Linked DNA regions of Homo sapiens: region 2 is linked to region 1. The links are chromatin loops, found by intact Hi-C in ENCODE. Cell type or tissue: chondrocyte. All regions are shown on one strand. Links, peaks and the distances in the headings refer to the core of each region. The heading gives the core; the rest is flanking DNA. Region 1 holds the start of LOC107987064 (a long non-coding RNA gene). Region 2 holds the start of LOC107987065 (a long non-coding RNA gene).

The links. Hi-C counts contacts between places; a loop is a spot of excess contacts. Peaks named below come from ENCODE experiments on the same cell type or tissue, not always from the same donor. Only the 100,000 strongest peaks of a DNase experiment are listed, where the experiment ranks them.
Region 2: a loop joins it to region 1, with 2.0 times the contacts of the local background. A loop is called at or near these places in 3 of 110 quality-filtered maps.

Annotation. Positions count from the first base shown.
Region 1 is chr9:38,221,449-38,232,996 of GRCh38, reverse strand. It overlaps LOC107987064 (a long non-coding RNA gene), which reads left to right and starts at 5,950. Exons shown (of 2, transcript XR_001746667.2): 1 at 5,950-6,012. RefSeq lists a silencer at 5,651-5,945. In chondrocyte, for the core only: no CTCF peak of the experiment used is centred there; a DNase peak (open chromatin) is centred at 5,731.
Region 2 is chr9:38,306,722-38,318,269 of GRCh38, reverse strand. It overlaps LOC107987065 (a long non-coding RNA gene), which reads right to left and starts at 2,147. Exons shown (of 3, transcript XR_001746670.2): 1 at 1,846-2,147. RefSeq lists enhancers at 1,367-1,866, 6,797-7,355. In chondrocyte, for the core only: no CTCF peak of the experiment used is centred there; no DNase peak of the experiment used is centred there.

The DNA.
Region 1 (11,548 bases), core at 1,710-9,709:
GAGGAGCCGGGAGATTAAAGGCCCTTTTGTTCTTGTGTACACTCGGTAGACCCAGGCAGGCAAAGGTAGGTCCTGCAAAATTCCAGAGCGGGGACTGGACAAAGCTGCAGAGCCCCAGTGCAAGAAAGTGAGAATTTGGAGTTCCCAGGGGGAATCCTGGGAGGAGGTGAGAGGAGGGGGAAGAAATGGGCTCTGGAGGCCAAGAGGCTATGATGGCCAAGTGCAAGTTTTACTCTATTTGGGGAAAGTCTGCTTATTTTTGTGAAAATAATGAAAAGGGCTGTATTTTCCACCTCCACAACAGCGTAGGAAAGAAACAGCACTGGTGAGATAAAAAGATGATTCAGAAAGGGAACTCACTCAGAGCCAAAGGTGACCAGGGGAAAGTCCTCTGGGGATTTAGAGTGATCTTGGGGAGCACTGGCTTTTCCTCGGAATGGAATTTGGGGCTTTGAGTCCATCTTATCACAAAAGGCTGCACTGGGGATATAGTATCATGAAAGCCATTTTGTAGGGGAGCGAGGAAGGTGGAGATTGTGAAACTGCTACAAGCATCAAGAGGGGAAAGATCTGAGGATGCGCACTTGAAGGGCATGAGGACCAGGCCCCCATCCCAGCCCTTCCTGTCCATGACCATGTGTAATGCTTATGGTGGCGTTGGAGTGAGGAGACTATTGTCACTCCCAGTTACATACGAGGACTCAGAGAGAAGTGGCCTGCCCAAGGCTGCCCAGTGTATAAGAGGAGGATCAAAGATTTGAACCCAACTCTATCCAACCCTAAAAGTTCATTGTTTCTTCTCTCATGAAACCTGCTTCCACTTAGACATGCTAAGCTTGAAGGCAGGGTAAGGTCTTTGTCTTCACTGACAGTAGCTTTTCTCACCTGCCCCCATGTGAGCCACATAATATACTTGGCATCTCTAGAAATCACAAGGCTAAGCTCCTGGGAGTGAAACAGGCGCCGTACACCCAAAGCAGCAGCCCTAACCCTAAGGGCCCAAGAGATAGGAGAATTTCAAGCCAATTTCTGATGGACTCTGGCTGCCTGTTACACAGTAGGAGCCCAGGCTCTGCAGTCTGACCCAGGGGTTGTGGAGATGAACAAGGCAGGAGCCTGTTCTCCAGGCACCTATGAGGCAGGATCTTAGCAGGAAAAAATAAGTCAATTCAAAGAAGACACTCGAAGGAAGGGACCACTACAGAGGTGTAAGCAGGATGTTGCGGCACCCAGACACTAGCAACAGTGGGAGCCACTGACACCCCTAGGCCTGAAGGGGCTAAGAGAAGGAATGCTGATTTATTTATTTTTATTTATTTATTTATTTATTTTTTGATGGAGTCTCACTCTGTTGGCCAGGCTGGAGTGCAGTGGTGCAATCTCGGCTCATTGCAACCTCCAACTCCCGGGTTCAAGCGATTCTCCTGCCTCAGCCTCCCGAGTAGCTGGGATTACAGACACCCGTCACGACACCTGGCTAATTTTTGTATTTTTAATAGAGACGGAGTTTCACCATGTTGGTCAGGCTGGTCTCGAATGCCTGACTTCATGATCTACCTGCCTCGGCCTCCCAAAGTGCGGGGATTACAAGCATGAGCCGCTGCACCAGGCCTGGAATGCTCTTCTTAAGAGCCTAGTGAGGCAGAGCCTAGTGAGGCAGGGCCTAGTGAGGCAGGGGCCAGTGGCTCATGCCTGTAATCCCAGCACTTTGGGAGCTCAATGCAGATGGATCACTTGAGGCCAGGAGTTTGAGATCAGCCTGGTCAAGATGGCAAAACTCGATGTCTACTAAAAATACAAAAGTTAGCCAGGCTTGATGTCATGTGCCTGTAATTCCAGCTACTTAGGAGGCTGAGGTGTGAGAATCACTTGAACCTGGGAGGTGAAGGTTGTGGCTGCCTGGCACACCATGGTCACAGAAGGACCCAGACCCTGCCATGACATGATCTTAAAGCAAGAAGGGAGCAGGGAAGAGCTACCCTGACTATTCCTTCTCTCCTTCTCCGATCGCCCAAGTGCCTCCCATGGACTGAACCCAACCTAATGCCTGAGGGCAAAGGAGCCCAGATGATACCATCCATGTGGGTCAGCCCCCCAGAGACAGGGCAGGGTGGAGAAAGTCAGAGGATGGCCCTGGAAGGGATTACAAATAGAGAAGAACCAGCCCACCCTGAAATGTGACTATCAGATTTTCCCAGTAAGTACCTCCTGATCAGGGCTTGACAAGTCCACTGTTATTTTTAGGTTAGATGTTGGACATGATAACTCTATAATTAGGGACAGGCAGGTTTTCCTTACTCCTTCTTCCCTTTTATAAAGTTGTTGCCTTTCATGATGACCCTGAGCCTGTAGGGCCCTCTTGTCCCATATCACAAAGGTGAACATTATGGCTCAAGCTGGAGACGACACCATGTTCCCCATCCCTTCCAGTTCAGGGAGAGTGGTTGAGGGGGCTCCTCCCAGGTAGTACCAGGGAGTCTATCCTGACACTAGACCCTTCCTTCCAGGCAGGGATAGGCAGTGTTCCTTGAGGACTCAAAATACACAGTTCACATCAAGAACCACCTTCACCGATTTTGATTGTACACCAAAGATATCATGAGTCTCCAATCAAACTCAGATATTTCTCCCCCTCCTGAGCATCTCTCCTCTCCCCTTAGTCCTGCCCTGATCTGGAGCAAGCCACTAGAATTCAAAATAATACCTGGAGAAACTAATTTGAAACCTCTAAGTCACTCAAAGAGGCACAGATGGTCTGCAAAGCAATTTTCCCAGTGACTTTGGGAGAAGAGGGAGGAGTGTGAAGGAGAGACCTGACTGTCACCATCCATGAGACAATGCAGCAGGGATTAGCAAAACCACATTGTTAACATCAGCCAGAGCTTGTTCATACTCAGCACAGATTCAGCAAACCCAATATTATTGCAATTTTGATATCCTACGATTTACTTCCTCTATTCTCCCGGTAATAATTCCCAACTTACTTGCTTTTCTTCAAATTCCCCAAATTCTTTACATCCTTTAAGGTCTATCTTAAGAGGCACCACTATCATTCATTCATTCATTCATTTATTCAACTGATGCTTTTGAAACCTGCTTTGTGCCAAGTACTGGAGCTACAACTGCCGTAGAGACAGGCTTGGCCCTGGCCCTTGGGGAGGGTTTCTCCATCAAGCAGTCTTTTTCATCTTTGACCTCTCCCTAAGCACCCCTCCCCGATGGCCCTATCACATTTGACCTTCGGTGATGATCACATAAGTCAGCGTCTAATCCTCCCCACCAGAATGCCTGCTCCTGAGAGACTGAGATGGCGCCTTTCTCTAAATGGACCAGCGTAGCACCAAACACACATTAGATCGGAATCCAGCACGGATTTTTCAAACAGATGAAGCCAATCGTTTAACCTCCGCCTCTTCATCTGTATAATGGGAAACATTATCTCAGGGTTTTCTGAGTCGAATGTTCTGAGTTGATGAATGTGAAAGCACTTTGCAAATTGTACGCCTCTAAGCCCCAGAGGGGAATAAGCCTGTATTTACCACCATGACCACGCACAGCAGTTAACCAAAAAGAAACTCCATCCAGCTCTTCTGCAGATCCAGGATTGCAGTGTGAATCTCTCTGGAATCCGAGAGACAAAGCAAGTGCTGAAGAACCCCCGCCCCAACCCTGCATCCCTCCTTGCAGTTAAAAGGCGGGTCAATTACCACTGGCTCATTTGTAATCATTACAGTTGTGAGATTTTCCTGCTGATTGCTCCAGTTAAGAAGCCCCTCATCCATGGAAGGGGCTCAGGGCTTGAGAGCTCCTTTTGTCTTCCAGTTCCATCCAGTCCCACCCACTCTGAAGCTGGGAGAAAGGGTGTCAGGAATGGGGTGCAGGTGCCAGTCTGCCCTCAGTATCTATGAAGCCTCAAACGTTTTTCCAGGCTAACTTCTGATGGAGGAGCTCGAGAGATAATCCCATTATAGAAAGGGACCCCTGGACATTTTCATCAAGTTGATGCATATCGTCCATATTTCATCATCAGCCAGGCAGGCTTTCTCACTCTTTTGACACGAAAACAGACAGGTGGGGCTGTTTTGATTTGGGCTGCCTGGTTTTTTTCCCCAGGGAAGCCACTTCCTCTGGCTTGCATGATAATTGAATTTCACGGATGGAATCTTTCACATACTTCTCAATTAGGGATGTGTACAGGCAGCAAGATTTTTCAGGTGTTGATCTATGATTCTCACTCTATTTTTTTTATCTTTAATCTTAATTTCTGCCAGCTCTAAATCCAGCTTTGCTAAATAGTATTATTCTGACTTAAATGATCTAATCTGTTTGCCGTAAACCGGGTACAGCTGAAAATCGTGTATGCAGGAGATTTCCTCATTAATCACAGCTGACAAGAAATCAGAAATCAAGCAGCAAAATAGTCTCCGAAGGCCAAGTGCGGAGAAAGTGGGAGAAGTAGCTAACCGGGTCTGCTGGCCGAGCTAGGAGGGTGGGGGTTAGTCCCAGCTCTGTTTCCGAGGCTCTGGCTAAGTCTCTGCCCTCTGTGGGCTTCAGTTTCTACTTCCCTTCCTTTAAAAAAGGAAGGAAGGAAGCAGAGATGGGGGGGTGTCAGATCAATTGAGTCCTCAGGGATCTTTTCAGCTGCAACATTCTCTAAGCCTATACATGACCCCCCAAAAATGCCACCCAAATGACATCTTGGTATTTAAACGCACAGCTGAGGCTGGGTGCGGCGGTTCACACCTGTAATCCCAGCTACTCAGGAGGCTGAGGTGGGAAGATCGCTTGAGCCCCAGAGGTTGAGGCTGCAGCTCACTGCAAAATCACACCACTGTACCCCAGCTTGGACAACAGAGCAAGACTCAGCCTGAAAAAATAAAATAATAAATGCACAGCTGTTATTGACTCTTAAGAACACTAAGAGAACCTATAGTCTCAATCACTTTATCACAGCATTTTCCGAAGTGAGGGAAGCAAGATGATCGCAGGTAGTAAAGGAACATGGAATTCAGTCACACAGCAAAGCTGTCCCTCTTTCAAGCCCCATTCTTCTCAGCAGCTCAAGGAGAAAGGGCTCCGTTGGGTGCGAGCACATCGTCCATGCCTCTCTCAAGCCGACTCATCTCCCAGGGTAACAGACAGACAGCAGCCCTGGGCACCGCAGTTCCCTTGTCAAGCAGCAGATCCAGTTAGCCGCCAATATATGCTTGGTGGTGGGGCTCTGTGTGGTTTCTTTTTGTCCATATAGGGTAAAGGGTGTTTCCTTTTAGACATACTTGTTAAAGAGCTGATTTTAAAGAATATTACGTTAACGCAGAAGCTATGTGACTATGGCAAAAATTAAAAGTAGTAAGAATGTCTGGTTTCACAGTCTCTGGAAAAATATTTAGTGCCTGGTGGAAGGCCAGGCACTATTCAGGAACCAGGAAGACAGGTGAGTGACACCCTTAGGTCCTTAACCTCCCTCCCAACCCCCCAGTCCTATTTCCTGAGTGTCCAGGCTACCCTTACACCCCCACACCACCCCCAGCCTGCATCCTAGCGCCGATCACAAAGCCAGCACGCTCACCCCCGTGGGGGCCAGGGTTTCATCACTCTGCAGTAGGTGACCAACTCTACTGGTTTGTTTGGCCTCAGGCATTCCTGGGATGAGGGACTTTCCATTTCCAGGCAATCTGGACCATCTAGTTGGTCATCCTCCCGGTGAGCCCGCCCACTCCAAAAGTCATGCCTCCCTCCAGCTTCCTCACCCTCACCTCCTGGCTGTAGCTGCAGCTGCGGCGGAACAGCCCCCTCCCCCACACCCACAACCTGGCACCCTTCCAGATTCTGGTCTCTGCTTAGCACCGCCTGTCACCGTCTTTTCTAACCCTCCCCCACTCCACTTAAGAGCTACTTCACACTTCCCCCGCCCTCCCGGAGCCCCCCCCCCCCCCCGCTCCATTCGCCACTCTTCTCTCCCTCCACAGATGAGTTTGCTCCACTTGAGGATACAGAGCACCCCGGCAGCAGGTATGAACGAGCCCCCTCCCTCCCTGCCGACCCCCCCCTCACCTCCCCTTGCACCTGGATGCAGGCAGTCCAGCCCCCGCCCCCTTACTCTGTTCTCCTTCGTCTCTCCTGTATCTGCAGTCACTCCCATCCTACTGGCACCTTCCTGTCAATAACGCCCTCTCCATCAAACTACCCTCTCTCTTGTTGCGCCCAATAGCTCTCAGGGGGCTGTCTCCACTCCCCTTTCTCATCCCTTCCAGTCACTCACTTCCCCATCCCTGCACTTTGGCTTCTGCTTCCTCTAAAGCAGCTCTCTCCACATCTCTCTGATGCACTGCTAACTGCCAAATCCAGTGGATACTCAGTGTCCTTTGTTCTGAATGTTTTACAGATATTATCTCATTGGGCCGGGCGCGGTGGCTCACGCCTGTAATCTCAGAACTCTGGGAGGCCGAGGTGGGCGGATCGCCTGAGGTCAGGAGTTCAGACCAGCCTGGCCAACATGGTGAAACCCCGTCTCTACTAAAAATACACAAATTAGCTGGGTGTGGTGGCGGGCGCCTGTAATCCCAGCTACTCAGGAGGCTGAGGCAGGAGAATCGCTTGAACCCAGGAGGCGGCAGTTGCAGTGAGCCGAGATCACACCACTGCACTCCAGCCTGGGCGACAGAGTGAGATTATCTCAAAAAAAAAAAAAAAAAAAAGTATTACCTAGTTGAGCAAGACTATGTGTTAACATGAAATAAAATGATACAGGCCAGGCACGGTGGCTCAAACCTGTAATCCCAGCACTTTGGGAGGCCGAGGTGGGCGGATCACCTGAGGTCAGGAGTTCGAGACCAGCCTTGGCCACACCAACATGGTGAAACCCCATCTCTACTAAAAATACAAAAATTAGTCAGGCATGGTGGTGTGCACCTGTAGTCCCAGCTACTCGGGAGGCTGAGGCAGGAGAAGTGCTTGAACCCAGGAGGCGGAGGTTGCAGTGAGCTGAGATCATGCCACAGCACTCCAGCCTTGGAGACAAAGCAAGACTCCATCTCAAAAAAAAAAAAAAAGGAAAGAAAAGAAAATGATACAACAACCTAGCAAGATAGGCATTATTTACCCCCCACCTTTTACAGATGAGGCAACTGAGGAACAGAGAGGTTAAGTATCTTATCTAAAGTCACACAGCTACATGTGATGGAGCAGATGGCTCAGAAATCTGTGCTCCTAACACTCCCCTCTGGCACCTCTCTGCCACCTTCACTTCTGATGTTCATTGCCTTCCTCCTAATTTTTGTGTCCCCAGCACCTGGGATAGGGTCTGGCTCCCAGAGGCTGCTCAATAAGTGTTGTGGACTGAACTCACTGAATGCTTGTGGTGCACCCCTGTCCTCAGGGAAGTCATGGTCTAGGGGAGGAAGCAGACAAGTGACTGAACAGCAGCCACCAGTGTGCTCTGTGGGACATTTTCAGAGGCCTCCAGGGACACAAGGAGGAGAAGATGACAAGAGTGATGGAGAATAATAATAGCACCAGCCACACCAGAGTGGCCACTGTTTGTTGAATTCTAATATGCACCAACAACTATGCTAAAAAGTTTACATTATCTCATTGAGTCTTCAAAACAATCCTGTGAGGTAGGCATTATTTTTAAGCTCAGTTTAGAGATCAAGAAACCAAAGTTCGGAGAGGTTCACAGGGAAAGCTAGTGGAAAAGATGGAGCCTCCAACCTGGGGCGGGGTGTCCGGAAGGCGTTCCAGAGGTGGTGCCTCCTGAGCAGGGTTTTGAAGCACCATTGGGAACCAGTCAACTGAAGAAGAGCACAGGGGTGCTCCAGGGGGAGGACACAGCAGCTACAAAGGCCCAGAGGCCAAGAGCCTGGGCCCGTCAGGGAACCTCAGACAGCTGGGTGGGCCGGAGCTCAGAGAATGAAATGGGGACTGGGAAACCTGAGGCTTTCATGGGAAGCAGGTAGAGAAAAAGGGAGCCTGGCAAGGCCACTGGGAGGAATTTCAGCTCCATGGACCAGAGGCTTTCAAGTGGTGGTGTGTGTGTCAGAACTGCAAAACTGCAGCCTTGAGCCTCCCTCCCAGGTAATGTGTATCAGTAGATCAAGGACAAGGTTCAAGAATTTTTGTTGTTTTTGGTATATGCCTCATTAAGACTCAACTATACTTAACAGCTTTATGAAATATAATTCACATGAATACACTGTACATATTTAAAGTATACAACTTGATAAGATTTGACATATGTTTACACCCACGAAACCATCACCAAGACCGTGAGCTTCTCCTTCATCCCCAGAGCTTTCCTCTTGTTCTTCATAATCCCTCCCCACCTCATCCTCACTGGTTGGCTTTCTGTCACTACAGATTAGTTTGCATTTCCTAGAATTTTATACAAGTGAAATCATACAGCATGTATTCTTTTTTTGTCTGTCTTGTTTCTGCAGCATGATTATTTTAAGATTCATTCTGAGGTAGGCACCACATTTCTATCAATAGTCTGTTCCTTTCTATTGCAGAATAGCATTCCATTGTATGGATGTGCTATAATTTATCCATTTACCTGTTGAGTGACAAATAATGCTGCTATGAATATTTGTGTGCAAATATTTTAATGCACATATACTTTCATTTGTCTTGGGTAAACACCTCAGAGTAGGATGGCTGGATCATAAAGTATAACTTTTTGAGAAATGCCAAGTTATTTTCCAATATAGTAGTACAATTTTACATCAACATCAGCAGTGGATGAGAGCTCCAATTTCTCCACATTCTCAACAACACTTGGTATGGACAGTCTTTTGACATTTAGCCTTTCTGATAAGTACACAGTGGTATCTTACTGTGGTTTTAAATTTGATTTCCCTGATAACTAATGATAATGAGCATCTTATGTTCTAATTTGCCTTCTTTGAAGCATCTGTACCACTCTTTTGTCCACTTTTAAGTGGGATTTTTTGTTTTCTTATTATTAGATTTTGAGATTTCCATATTCTCGATACATATCCTTTATCGGATATATGAATCCCAAATATCATTTCCAGACTGTTGCTTATCTTTTTGCTCTCATAACAATGTCTTTTGAAGAGAAGTTTTTAACTTGATTAAATCCAATTTATCAAATTTTTGTTATTTATTTATTTATTTATTTATTTATGAGATGACATCTTGCTCTGTCACCCAGGCTGGAGTGCAGTGGCACGATCTCAGCTGACTGCAACCTCTGCCTTCTGGGTTCAAGTGATTCTCCTTCCTCAGCCTCCTGAGTAGCTGGGATTACAGGTGCATGCCACCACGCCCAGCTAATTTTTGTATTTTTAGTAGAGACGGGGTTTTGCCGTGTTGGCCAGGCTGGTCTCAAACTCCTGACCTTAGGTGATCCACCGGCCTCGGCCTCCCACAGTGCTGGGATTACAGGCATGAGCCCACCGTGCCAGCCTCAAATTTGTTTTTATAGACTGTGCTTCTGGTGACATAGCTAAGAAATCTTTGCCTAATATGAGTTTACAAAGATTTCCTCTCATGCTTCTTTCTAAAAATATAGTTTTAGGATTACAATTAGGTCTTTGATCCATTTGAGTTAATTTTTGTATATAGTACAAAGTACAGATGTAAGTTATTGGTTTTGTGGGGTTTTTTTGCATGTGAATATCTAGTTGTTCTAGCTTTTGTTAAAAAGTTGTCTTTTCTTAGCACCTTTGTAAAAAAAATCAGTTGTCCATATATGTGTGAGTTTATTTCTGGACTGTTTATTCAGGCTGTTTATTTTCTTTTATTGTTAGCTATATTTATGTCAGACAAAATAGATTTCAAGACAAAAACTGTAAGAGGAGACAAAGGTGGTCACTATATAATGATAAAGGGATCAATTCAGCAGGAGAATATAACAATTTTAAATATGTAGCACCCAACATGGGAGCACTCAGATACATAAAGCAAACATTATTAGAGCTAAAGATAGAGCCCAATACAAAAATATCTTGAGACTTCAAAACCCCACTATTAGCATTGGACCAATCTTCCAGACAGAAAATCAACAAAGAAACATTAGATTTAATTTGCACCATAGACCAAATGGACCTAATAGATATTTACAGAACATTTCATCCAGGGGCTACGGAATACAGATTCTTTTCCTTAGCACATGGATCATTCTCAAGGATAGATCATATATTAGGTCACAAAACAAGTCTTAAAACATTCCCAAAAATTAAAATAATATCAAGCATTTTCTCTGACCACAATGGAATAAAACTGGAAATCAATAACAAGAGGATTTTTGGAAACTGCACAAATATATGGAAATTAAACAATATACTCCTGAATGACCAGTGGGTCAGTGAATGAATTAAGAATAAAATCAAAAATTTTTTGGAAACAAATTATAACAGAAACACAACATACCGAAACCTATGGGATACAGCAAAAGCAGTACAAAGATGGAATTTTATAGTTATAAGTGCCTCAAAAAAATAAGAAAAACTTCAAATAAATAATGATGCATCTTAAAGAACTATAAAACCAAGAACAAATCAAACCCAAAATTAGTAGAAGAAAAATAATAATAAAGATCAGAGCAGAAATAAATGAAATTGAAATGAAGAAAACAATACAAAAGATCAATTTAACAAAAAGCTGTTTTTTTGAAAAAATAAATGAACAAACCTTTAGCCAAAGAAAAAGGGAGAGAAGACCTAAATAAATAAGATCAGAGATTAAAAAGGAGACATTACAACTGATACCACAGAAATTCAAAGGATCATTAGTGGCTACTATGAACAACTATGCACCAATAAATCAGAAGATCTAGAAGAAACAGATAAATTCCTAGACACGTGAAATCTATCAAGATTGAAACATGAAGAAACCCAAAGCCTGAACAGCCCAACAACAAGTAATGAGATTGAAGCTGTAATAAAAAGTCCCAGCAAAGAAAAGCCCAGTACCCAATGGCTTCACTACTGAATTCTACCAAACATTCAAAGAAGAACTAATCCCAGCCAGGCGCGGTGGCTCACACCTGTAATCCCAGCACTTTGGGAGACCGAGGTGGGCGGATCATGAGGTCAGGAGATCAAGACCACCCTGGCTAACACGGTGAAACCTCGTCTCTACTAAAAATACAAAAAATTAGCTGGGTGCGGTGGCGGGCGCCTGTAGTCCCAGTTACTCGGGAGGCTGAGGCAGGAGAATGGCATGAACCCAGGAGGCAGAGTTTGCAGTGAGCCGAGATTGTACCACTGCACTCCAGCCTGGGTGACAGAGCGAGACTCCGTCTCAAAAAAAAAAAAAAAAAAAAAAAAAGAACTAATCCCAATCCCACTAAAACTATTCCTAAAAATAGAGGAGGGAATACTTCCAAACTCATTCTATGAGGCCAGTATTACCCTGATACCAAAACCAGAAAAAGATACATCAAAATAAGAAAATGATAGGCCAGTATCACTGGTGAATATTGCCTCAAAAACCCTCACCAAAATACCAGCAAACCAAATTCAACAACACTTAAAAAGATTGCTCATCGGCCAGGCACGGTGGCTCACATCTGTAATCTAGC
Region 2 (11,548 bases), core at 1,401-9,400, 86 kb before region 1:
TACTTGGTTTACAGATGAGGAAACAAAGGCTCAGAGAGCTTATATAATTTGCCCAAGGCCACTCAGCTTGAAAATGGCAGAAGCAAAATTCCAATGAACTTCAAAGCCCATTTTCTTCCCACTGCTGTGCTGTGCTGCTGCTGAAGGAAGGTTCCCCAAAGACCTGATATTTGAGTTGGGTGTTAAGGAATGAATAGAGGTTGCTTTGTGGGCCTTAGAGAAAAGGAAATGCTCTACAACCCTCCAGCCTCAAAGAGGTGGATTTGGCCAACAAGCTGAATGAACTCAGAAGTGGATTCTTCCCTCAGAGACTCCAGAATGGAGTGCAGCCTGGCTGACACCTTGAGTTCAGCAGACCCGAGCAGAGGACACGGTCATCCCATGCTCAGGCTTCTGACCTACAGAACCGCAAACAAGCAAATGGGTATTGTTTTAGGCTGATAAATGTATGGTCATTGGTTATGCAGCAATAGAAAATGAATACAATGATTCAAATATAAAAAGAACATGTATCAAACACTTCATTTAACTCAGTAAATGAGGGGATCCATCCGCTGTTACAACTCACTCAAAGGAGAATTCACAGAACTGCACAAGTAGGCAATCAAGAATGTTGAAATAGATACAAATGTCATCAACATCCCCAGAGCAATAAGCAATTGCATCTCCAGTGGGTAAAATTCATTTGTGCTTTTTTTTTTTTTTTTTAAAGACGGAGTCTTACTCTGTTGCCTAGGCTGGAGCGCAGTGGCACAATCTCGGCTCACTGCAACCTCTGCCTCCCGGGTTCAAGCGATTCTCCTGCCTCAGCCTCCCACGTAGCTGGGGCTATAGGCCCCTGCCGCCACGCCCGGCTAATTTTTTTGTATTTTTAGTAGAGATGGGCTTTCACCATATTGGCCAGGCTGGTCTCAAACTCCTGCCCTTGTGATCCGCCCGCCTTAGCCTCCCAAAGTGCTGGGATTACAGGCGTGAGCCACCGCACACGGCCAATTCATTTGTACTTCTATGGACTGGAATTATTTGCATTGCTATCAGTTGTCTACAACATATAAAATTGTAAGATAGCTTGAAAACAGTTAAAGGAGCAGATAACCCAAAAGGATGCTTTAGAAGAACATCTAGTGATCATGTTTTGCCCATTTTAAAGTCTTTCCCAATTTTTCCTGATGAGTGGCATGGAAATACCGCTTCAAGATAGGCCACAGCCACACACAGTCCTCCACAACCTATTGTCGCCACTCAATCCTGCCACAGAGAAATTGTGAATTGACTACAGGCTGGGATTCCATGAGGCCAAGTGCGGCAGGGGCTTAGCCCAGCCTTGACCATTTACAAGCCCTGGAACATCCATTATCTGGCTCATTATTTTGTCTTTTCACAAGATTCCTGTGGGTAAGGCAGAACCAGTAACAATTATCCCCATTATGTTTCCAAGGAAACTGAGGGTCAGAGAGGAGGAGGACATGTTCAGGGTCACTCAGGGAGTCAATGACAGAACTTGGATATGACCTCCCTTTCCATCAGCTTACCATCTTCACTGCCCCCTGCCTCCTTATCCTCTGACAGGTAAATTTCTGTCCCTCAGCCCCTTTCCTCCTGCCTGGTGGACCATCCTTCCTGCAGCCACATTGCAGGGCGGGGAACCTGGGCACTGGCTATGGCCTTGCCTGTCCCTTGTCCAGTCTGCAGGCAGCAATCTTGCTTTGCAAAGCTGGCCTGATCCAGTGCCCCTGCCCCTACCAGACCCTCTCCCATTGTGCACTGAACACATTCATGCCTGTGTTCCCTTCCCTTGCTCCAGCAGCCCGACAGCCCCCAGAACAATGCCCAGACATGACTTACCCAGACCTGCTGTGCCAGGGCCACCTGCTCTGCCTCCCAGGCTCTCCACCCTGGCCACTTGCCTCTGTTGGTTTCCCATTGGCACGGGGTTGGGAAGTCATCTGTGAGACCAGGCACGCCGGTCTGCTGGAGACTCTTCCCAAACTGTCCTCCTGACCCCATGCCAAGCACTGGTGCAGGACAAGCCATTGGTGCCAGGCTGAGCAGCTGGGCGGCAAGCTGGCCACCTGCTCAGCTCACAAAGTATAAAGTTTACTTTGTGTTGACATTTTTTAATTTGTAAACTCTATTTTAATCTTTAATTTAATAGAGACAAGGTCTTGCCATGTTGCCCAGGCTGGTCTCAACCTCCTTTTCTCAAGTGATCTGCCCACCTCAGCCTCCCAAAGTGCTAGGATTACAGGTGTGAGCCACAGCGCCTGGCCTGCATTGACTTTTGAATCCTGGAGCTGAGACTGTCAGAGCTGACAGGTTTTGAAAAGAGCCTTACACTATTCCGATGGGGTCACGGAAGTCCAGAGAGGAGTAGGGACCTGCTCGTTGACTGGCAGCCTGGTGGTTGGCACTGGACCTGCCAGGTCAGGCGGGGGTTTAGTACTGACCCATCCTCACCATCTGCTCCTTGGAGGCCCCTGGGGGTGCAGATCACAGGGAAATAGGGTGCACATTGATCAGGACATTTTGATTCGCTAAAAAAACAGAATGGCCAGGGAATCTGAGTGCTGGCATCGAGTGTCAGCTCAGGTGCGTAATATCAGTGTTTCAGTCTCCCCATGCTTCATCCCTTTCCCTGTGCCTGTATCTTAGGCTCCAGTCCTGTACGGGAGACACATGCTATCTCCTAGACACAGGACGCTCTTCAATACCACTAAGCCTTCCACTGTGTGGCTCCTGCTGCCTGCACTGCCCTTTTCCGATGCCTACTTGTTTTAAGGTTCTGGCAAAACTCCTGCATGGACCTCTGAGCGTTTCCTTCTGGCTGCACTCCGGCTGCCGCCAGTGGAACTGACCTGCCTCAGCAGCCCCTTACCCTTCTCGAGAGATTCACAGCACCTGGGATACTTGCTTCCTCCTTTTATTCACGTGTCCCTAGAGCCTTTAGTTTGCAAGCCTCTTGGAGTGGCGACCAGGCATACCTCCATATTTGCACACCTGGATGAGGTCTGGCACACACTCAGTCCCGGAATCCAGTTTCAGCTCAGTTGTCTGACATCAGGATCTAGTTTCCTCACTCCTCATCCTCTTGCCTAAATGTGTGTTTGCTACAAGTCTGCTGAATGTGGGCTATACTTAGAATACAAAAAGGGACAAATATTTTCAGTGATATTTATGAAGGCTTTAGAAAGCATCAAATGTATGTGATTATGGAGAACGATATGGAAATAATATAACGAAAACCCTTAGAAATTTACCTTGGTTAAAAATATAATAGAGAAATGATCTTAAAGGCAATTTAACGAGTTTCTGATCTTAACTAAATGGAATGTCTTTTTCACATATTTTAAAATACATCCTATTTATTAAAATTGTAACAACTTTTTAAAAGGTCCAGATGTCTTGAACGATCCTTGAGCATGAATATTTTTGAAATGCATTAAACTTTTTTTTTCATCCAATCTGTGGGATGGAAAAAGAACACCTTTTTTTTTTTTTAATAAAGGGAGAAAGGAAAGAAGGAAGGAGAAGAGAAAGAAAGGAAGAGAGAAAGACAAGTTTGGAGGGAGGGAAGGAAAATGGAGAAGGAAGGAAGAGATGGGAAGGGAAGGAAAGGGAAGGGAGAGAACAAAAGAAGGAGGGGAAAGAGGGAGGAAAAGTCACAATACCCCTTTGGTTTCCTTCATTGTGCTGGTCATACGATGCCATTGGGGTAAATGATGCCACCTCTCTGGGTCTTGGCTCCTTCATCAAAAGCTAGAGTTGGGTGCTGTCGTGAGGGAATGCTGGGAGGGCAGATGATCATTGCATTATTTATATTTCAATTACCTTGGGCCCAGTCTTTGGCTACTGACATTTGAAGCCAAATCTCTTCCTCATTCCAAGCCTCAGTTTCCAAAATGAGGGAGTTGGACCAGATGAGAGGAAGGTCACTTTCTGCTTCCACAATCTGTGGACCAGCCTCTGGCAGGCTGATTGTAAAAAAGCAAAAAGTGCTGCAATAAACATATGTATGCATGTGTCTTTATAGTAGAATGATTTATAATCCTGGATAAAGAAAATGTGGCACATATATACCATGGAATACTATGCAGCCATAAAAAAGAATGAGTTCAGGTCCTTTGCAGGGACATGGATGAAGCTGGAAACCATCATCCTCAGCAAACTAACACAGGAACAGAAAACCAAACACCACATGTTCTCACTCATAAGTGGGAGTTGAACAACGAGAACACATGGATACCGGGAGGGGAACATCACACATCGGGGTCTGTTGGGGGTTAGAGAGCAAGGGGAGGGAGAGCATTAGGACAAATACCTAATGCATATGGGGCTTAAAACCTAGATGATGGCTTGATGGGTGCAGCAAACCACCATGGCACATGTATACCTATGTAACAAACCTGCACATTCAGCACATGTATCCCAGAACTTAAAGTAAAATAAAACTAAAAAAGAAGAAGAAAAAAGATGATGTCAGAGCCAGGAAAGTTCCAGTGCCCAGGTTTGAAAGGAGACATCTCCCTCTTTCTCACGGTTTCCCCACTGTGTAGAGCCAGACAATTCAGCCAGCTGCCGGGGACCTCCAATGAGTCCCTCCACATTTCAGATCCTTTTGTCCTTTGTGCCTGGAAGTCGGTCAGCTCACTCTGACCTTCTGCCTGTCCCTCATCTGTCAGAGCAGCTGTTGGAAAGTGAAGCAGTTGGATCTAGACAACAGGGGAAGAGTTGTTTGCTTTCGTGCTGGGGAACGAAGAAACCCACACAGCTCCTTTTGTGGGTTGTATTAAAATGCATCTGCAGGCGTTATTATTCCTAATTATAAGTAGCTTAATAATGTCTCTGAAGCAGAGGGTATATGGAGATGGCCAGGAGTCTTGAATTCGTATTGTAGCTCAGCTGGAAAAGGGAAGGATGCTTTGGCATAAATACATGGGTGTTCAAATTGATGGCTCAGGGGTCCAGGATTTATAGAGCCAAGCTTTGGGAATGGTTGTGGGTGGCACCCACTTTCACTGTGTCCATGGCTGAGTAACACCCTTGGCCTTTCCACAGGGCGTCTGCTCAGCAACACCTTCCCCGTCCTGGGCATTCAGTTTTGTGAGGCAGTTTTTTATTTTTATTAAAATTTTTTTTTTTTGCAACAGAGTCTCTCTCACTGTTGCAACACTGTCACTCTCTCATGCAGTGGCACAATCTCGGCTCACTGCAGCCTCTGCCTCCCGGGTTCAAGTGATTCTCCTGCCTCAGCCTCCCAAGTAGCTGGCATTACAGGCATGCGCCACCACGCCCAGCTATTTTTTGTATTTTTCATAGAGATGGGGTTTCACCAGGTTGGCAAGGCTGGTCTCAAACTCCTGACCTCCAGTGATCTGCCTGCCTCAGCCTCTCAGAGTGCTGAGATTACAGGTGTGAGCCACTGCACCCGGCCTTGTTAGGCAGTCTAGACAGAGCATAATAAGTGGCACTGTGACAAGCAGAGGGACATTGAACAAAGCCATGCTAAGGGGAGACATCACAAGACCAGCTCGGTGTGTAAATGCAAGCAGGACTCAGTGAGTTTTCTATTTGTGTCCAGGAGGTGAGGGGACCAAATGCCTCAGAGGCTGGCATTTGAGACCCATAACCTCTCCGGTGGCAGATGGGACACTGATGCTTGAGCTGTGACCTTCCTGGGTTCCCACAGCTGGGCAGAGCAAAGTGAGGTAGAAGCCCAGGGTTCGGCCTGGCCCATTCCTCTCCGTTTTCCACCATGGGGCCTCCCAGGGTTTCCTCTTCAAGCCTCAAGGCAGGCCAGGGCTGGAAGTAGCACAGAGCTGATGAAGGGGAGGCAGTGCCATGCTGTCTGCAGAAGTCTAGAACCTTGGGCCATTAAGGAGGTGCTAAGGCATAAAGAGACTCCTTGAGCCAAGAAATAGACCAAGAAGATGCTTGCCATGGGTAGGGGGATGCCACGTATCTAGGGTCAGATGTACATTTGACGTGATTTCTGCAGTTCACCGTTTGGCAAATGCTGACATTAGTGAGGCACACAGGGCCCAACAGAAAACGGAGCCGTGACCTGGGAGGCGGGGAGCTGGGTGTGTGGTGTGGTTCTCTCTCTGCCTCCCAGCCCCTGCTGGTTCAGTGCTGAGCACCTATGATGATGCCAGGTGCTACACAAGTGGCTTTCATCTGCTTCACTCATTCTGTCCTTGTGCTGTGTGCTTCCTGCTCCCTGGTAACCCCAAGACTGACTCAGGATAGAAGCGACAGGGAGGGGACTCCTGGAGAAAGCCCCCAAGGTGCTGTGGGCAGAAGCAGGGTCCTTCTTACTCTCTGAGTGTCCGTGTTGACAGTGCTGAGCAAAGTGCAGTGGGTGGTATGAGGCCAGGCTGCCCTTTGTACACCCACCAATAGCGTCAGCAGGGAAGTCAACATGCTACCGTGAGAGCTGTTGAGACCAGAATGCAAAGATGCACGAGGAATAGAATGAGTGCAGAACTGAGAGACATCACGAGCAGGCAGGAGAGCAGCCCTCTGCCCAGCCCACTCTAGGGGTCCAGCCCTCTGATGGAGCCGCCGGCTGTGACTCTGGCTCTCTCGTGGTGGGCCCTCTCCTGAAGCCGCATCCCACAGACAGCTTGGCCACTCCCTTGCTCCTTTCCCAGGGGTGGTGAGCAGCCCAGAGTCCTGCCCAGCACTGCAAAGGAGGAAGAAACCTCAGCCAATGGAAGCCGAGGGGAGCTGCCAGGAGCTGTCCTGAAGGGAACTGAGCAGAGGCTGCTGGCTGAGCCACTCTGGAGGGGGCTGCTGGAGTCTCCCAGAAGCTAAGGCTGCTCACAGGAGCCAGGGACTCTCATATTTGCCCTGTCGGTGCCATTGAGCAGAAGAGGAAGACAGGGATGTATCAGAGGGCTCCAGAACCTGCCGTGGGAGCCCAGGCTGGCCATGTGAGGAAAGCTTCTGGTGGGCATGAGTCTCATTTTGAAGCTGGTCTCTGGAATCCAAGCTTCTGGAGGGTCCCAGGTGCAGGGTCCCCTGAAAAGCCCCAGGGTCCTGGTAGGAGCCTGGCTGCACCCACCATTCTGTTGTATAATTGGGAGCAATGGAGGCAAAGAGGATGCCATGACTCACCAGGAATCCACAGGGGCAGAGCCGATCAAGGAAATCCCATGGATCCGGAGACACGGAGAAACCTGTGTCTCTATGTGGTGAGCCACGGCGTGGAGGCCTCAGCTAGGCAGGGGCAGCACCCAAGCTGGAGCTGGGAGGGAGGGGACACACTTGAGTGAGTCAGTTCCTTAAAATAGATCTCTCTCCCTCTACACACACACACACACACACACACACACACACACACACGCACACTGACTCTGTTTCTCAGGAGAAGCCTGACTAACACACATAGTGAAGAGGCAACCAAAGGTGGCAGAGTGGAAGCTACTATGGAATTTTGGAACAAGAGATAGCAGACAATGACATGTAAATTCCCCACCTCCACCCCAGATGCAAAAATCCTAAGCAGCACAGCTCTCCCTGGCTCTCTGGGGGATTGGTTCCAGGACCTGCTCACAAATCCCAAAATTCACAGACACTCAAGCCCCTGATATCAAAAGGCGTAGTATTTGCATATAACCTGTACACATCCTCCCCTATACTTTAAATCTTCTCTAGATTATTTTAAAAACCTAATACAATGTAAATGAGATGTAAATAGTTGTTATACGGTATTGTTTAGGGAATTATGACTGTATAAAAAAAAGTCTGTATGTGTTCAGTATAGACACAACCATTCTTTGGATTCAGAGAGATGACTGTATTTAGGAAGAGACTGAATTTCTTATCAAAGCCAGGCTAGGGGTGTATCAAGCAGATTCAACGCAGGGAACACAAATCCCACTGGCTCCTTAGGCAGGAAAGGATTTAACCAGGGCATGGGTGCTTACCCAGTCATTGGGAGGGTTAAAGGACTTGGCTCCAGGAAGAACTCTCAGGACTGCACAAAACTGACCACTGGGGTTGCTAATGCCTCTGAGAACCCACTGGGGCTCTGCTTGAATACAAAAGCTAAAACTTCCACTGTTGCAGCTGCTGCTGCAAAAGGCTCTGGGTACCAGCAAGCTGGAAAATGGACAGGGAACCCTGCTGCAGGGAAACTGTGTTTCTGTGGCCTTGCTTGCTGGAAGAACAGCAAGCAGGGGTCAGGAAAGTGGGGCTTCTGCACTTCTGATTTGCAAAACTCATACGAGTGTACCCAATGGATGGTACTTACTTCCCATCCATGATTCTCACCACAGGGCATCTGGGAAATGTCATCTTAAGCTGCCCAGCCTCTCCAACCAGAAGGAGGGTGGACTGGAGCAATCCAGTTCACAGGACTGTCCAGGGAACTGGACTCTGAAGACTGTGGGGGCCTATAGGAGTGCATGCAAACAGGAAAGCGAGGCTCACACAGACAACAGCAATCAGCCACAGGGTGAGCAGCCATGCCTCAACCACGCCTGCCTTCCTAGATGCAGGGGATAAAAGAGCACAGCTGCTTGGAGCAAGAAAGGGTTTGTTGCTCTCCATGTGGAAGGTAGAGAGCATTTAGCAGGAGATGGGAATTTCGGTCCAAATGCAGTTGAGATCATATCTTGGCTTTGTTCCCCACAAACGCACAGTTATTTGTATTTCAGCATAAAATTCAAACTCCCAGAACCTGATTAACAAAGGCAGTGCACCACGCATTCCCCCAGAGGCCAGCCAGATGGAAAGCCCAGCGGAATTCCACTTTGAAGTATTCTGTGTTATCTGACTCATTTGCAAAAGAAATGAGCTTTATGGGATGTTCGAATGTTTCCAGACATAACCAGTTGCCCCCAAGCGAGAATAAAGTTATACTCTCTCCTTCACCTTGTGCACATGCAGGCGGGCACGGATGTACACAGCACAGTTAGAATCAAAATATGCCTCCCTTGCCAGGCTCCCCAGGGGGCTGGCAGAAGAGGGAATAAAAATAAAAATGCCTTGGATGAAGTGATGATGGATTTGTTTCTCCCCCACTTTGACAGTGGAATCAGAACAACTGTATGGCTAGTCTAACAAATAGCACATGCCTTTGTCATTAGGAAAATGCAAAATAGGTTTCTAGGTATGGTCAGTCATACAGCCTCTAAAGCTCTGTGGTATCAGGAAAAGCACAGATAGATTTGGGTTCAAATCTCAGCCCTGCTGATTCCCAGCCATATGACCCTAGAAAAGTAGCTTCTGCTCTCTGAGCCTCAGTTTCTTTTTCTGTAAAATAAGCATTAAAAAATATTGATCTCATGCTGTGGTTATGAGAAGAGCGTGAAAGGGCCTTGGAAACCACAAAGGGCTGTGCGTACCTCAAAATTCCTCCCTCTACACACCTAGTGATCCCGCCACCCCTAGGCCACTCCTTTCCCTGAATCCAGTGAGCAATTTCCCACCCCTGTGCCTTTGATCATGCTGTTCCCTCTGTTTAGAAGCCTTCTCCTGCCTATTTCCCCACATCCTTGCCAACATCTGCTGTTAACCTCTTTTTTGGTGGGGGTGCTGGAGTGGACATTCCCCATGCCAATTCAGAAGGTGGAAATTGTGTAGAGGCTTGGCTGTGTTCACTTCTCAGTAACTCAGCATCTCAAGGAACCTGGAACATTAGAATTAAAAGAGTCTGCAGGGACCATCCAGTCCAACCACTCTTTAATGGGATAGGAAAATGGAAGCAGAGAGGGGCCAAGGTGTATGCCCACCTGTGCCAGGCACATCAGCCGGGTGGGTTGAGGGGCCCTGCAACACCTATGCCACGTGACAGTGCCTTGTTGGCCAAATTTCTGGGTCTTTTCTGTTTTTCCCCATTGTATTTGTCAGGGTTCCCCAGAGAAACAGAAACAAGGAGAAATATCTAATCTATATCTATCATCTATCGATCTATCGATCTATCTATCATCTATCTATCTATCTATCTATCTATCTATCTATCTATCTAATCTATCATATATCTATCTAATGAGAGAGAGAGAGAAAGACAGACTGAGTTATTGTGAGAAATTTTCTCATGGAATTATGGAGACTAGCAGGTCTAAAATCTGCAAAGCCAATGTCCTGTCCTATTTTGAAGGCCCTTAGGCAGGAGACTTTTCTCTTACTTGGATCAGCCTTTGTTTCAGGCCTTTGATTCTAGCCTTCAACTGATGGGATGAAGTCCAGCCCATTATGGAGGACAATCTGCTTTACTCATTTTACTAAGTTAAATGTTCATCTCATCCAAACCCCACCCCTGACCTTACAGAAACACCCAGAATAATGTAGAACCAACTATCTGGCCCAGCCAAGCTGACACATACAATTAACCATCACGTGAAGGTTGAAATGAAAGTTGAAAACCCTCAGGACTTAAGTAAGCAGGAGTGTGTCTATGAGATGCATATTTAAAACACAAAGAACAGGTACACAAAGGTGATAGGTGTGGTTTGGACATTTTAAAAAATTCAAATATTTCTAAATGACATTTCCAGTTTTAAATGGCAATTGATAGTACCCTCCTCCACCCCAACTACAAATTTTCACTAATGGAACCATGAAGCCACAGCATTGCTTGCAGGCATACAGATGACTCAGGTGGACAGAAAACTTTCTGCTTAAATCTGAGAGGACACTCCACTAATGATAAGACAGGTGAAGAAGATTGAAATACCTTCTGGTGTTCACCTCCTGAAACACAGAATTACTTAAAGCAGATAGGAGGCTCCTGCATACCTCCTCCACCATCTGACCCTGGACAAACCTAGAGTCAAGATCAGTGAGGGCACCTTCAGTGTCCACCTTCAGCCCCTAAATACCATCTTCCTACTTAATCCCTGCCCAGGATCTCAAGGAAAATAGCTGTATAAATCTCAGGGGAGTTTAAAACAACAATAACAGGCCATTCGCACCTGCCAGATTGCGGGGAAAGCCTGGCAACACTAAACACTGGGAAGGAGATGACTGGGAGGCAGGTTCACTAACAATTAGCCCCAAGGGAGGCCTCCCACTGCATGGAGGGCAGCAGAGACCATCACTGCACCAACCACCAGGAACAGGAGTCCAAGCACTCCTCCCACTGCATCTTGGACTGCAGTGTTACCAACACCCGAGTCCGGTGAAACAGAACACACTCACGTGCAACAAGTTTATTACTTACAGGTAGGCAGCAAGGGACAAGAGAAACCTAGGATTCATTGTAAGCTGGTACCCCAAGGCTCAAGATAACTGCATGGGGTAGATAGGGTCTTGCCTGCACGTTTCCCACTTTGCATAAAACCTGAGAGACCCCGAAAGGCAGCCCACTCTGGGTTATAGACCTCAGGGGCAACAGGACTCACTGGGCAAAGCTTTGATGGACATCCTGCTTCCAGGGGAGAGAGGAACAGAGCCCGGACTGTCCCAGGCAGTTCCTCCCTAACTCAAGATATTACATTCCCTAGGAGGGATAGGAACAAGGCCCAGGCTGCTCCTGGCCTCCTCTCTATCTCAGGATATTGCATTCCCAGCACATTCTACAGTTATGCTTGAGAATTACAAG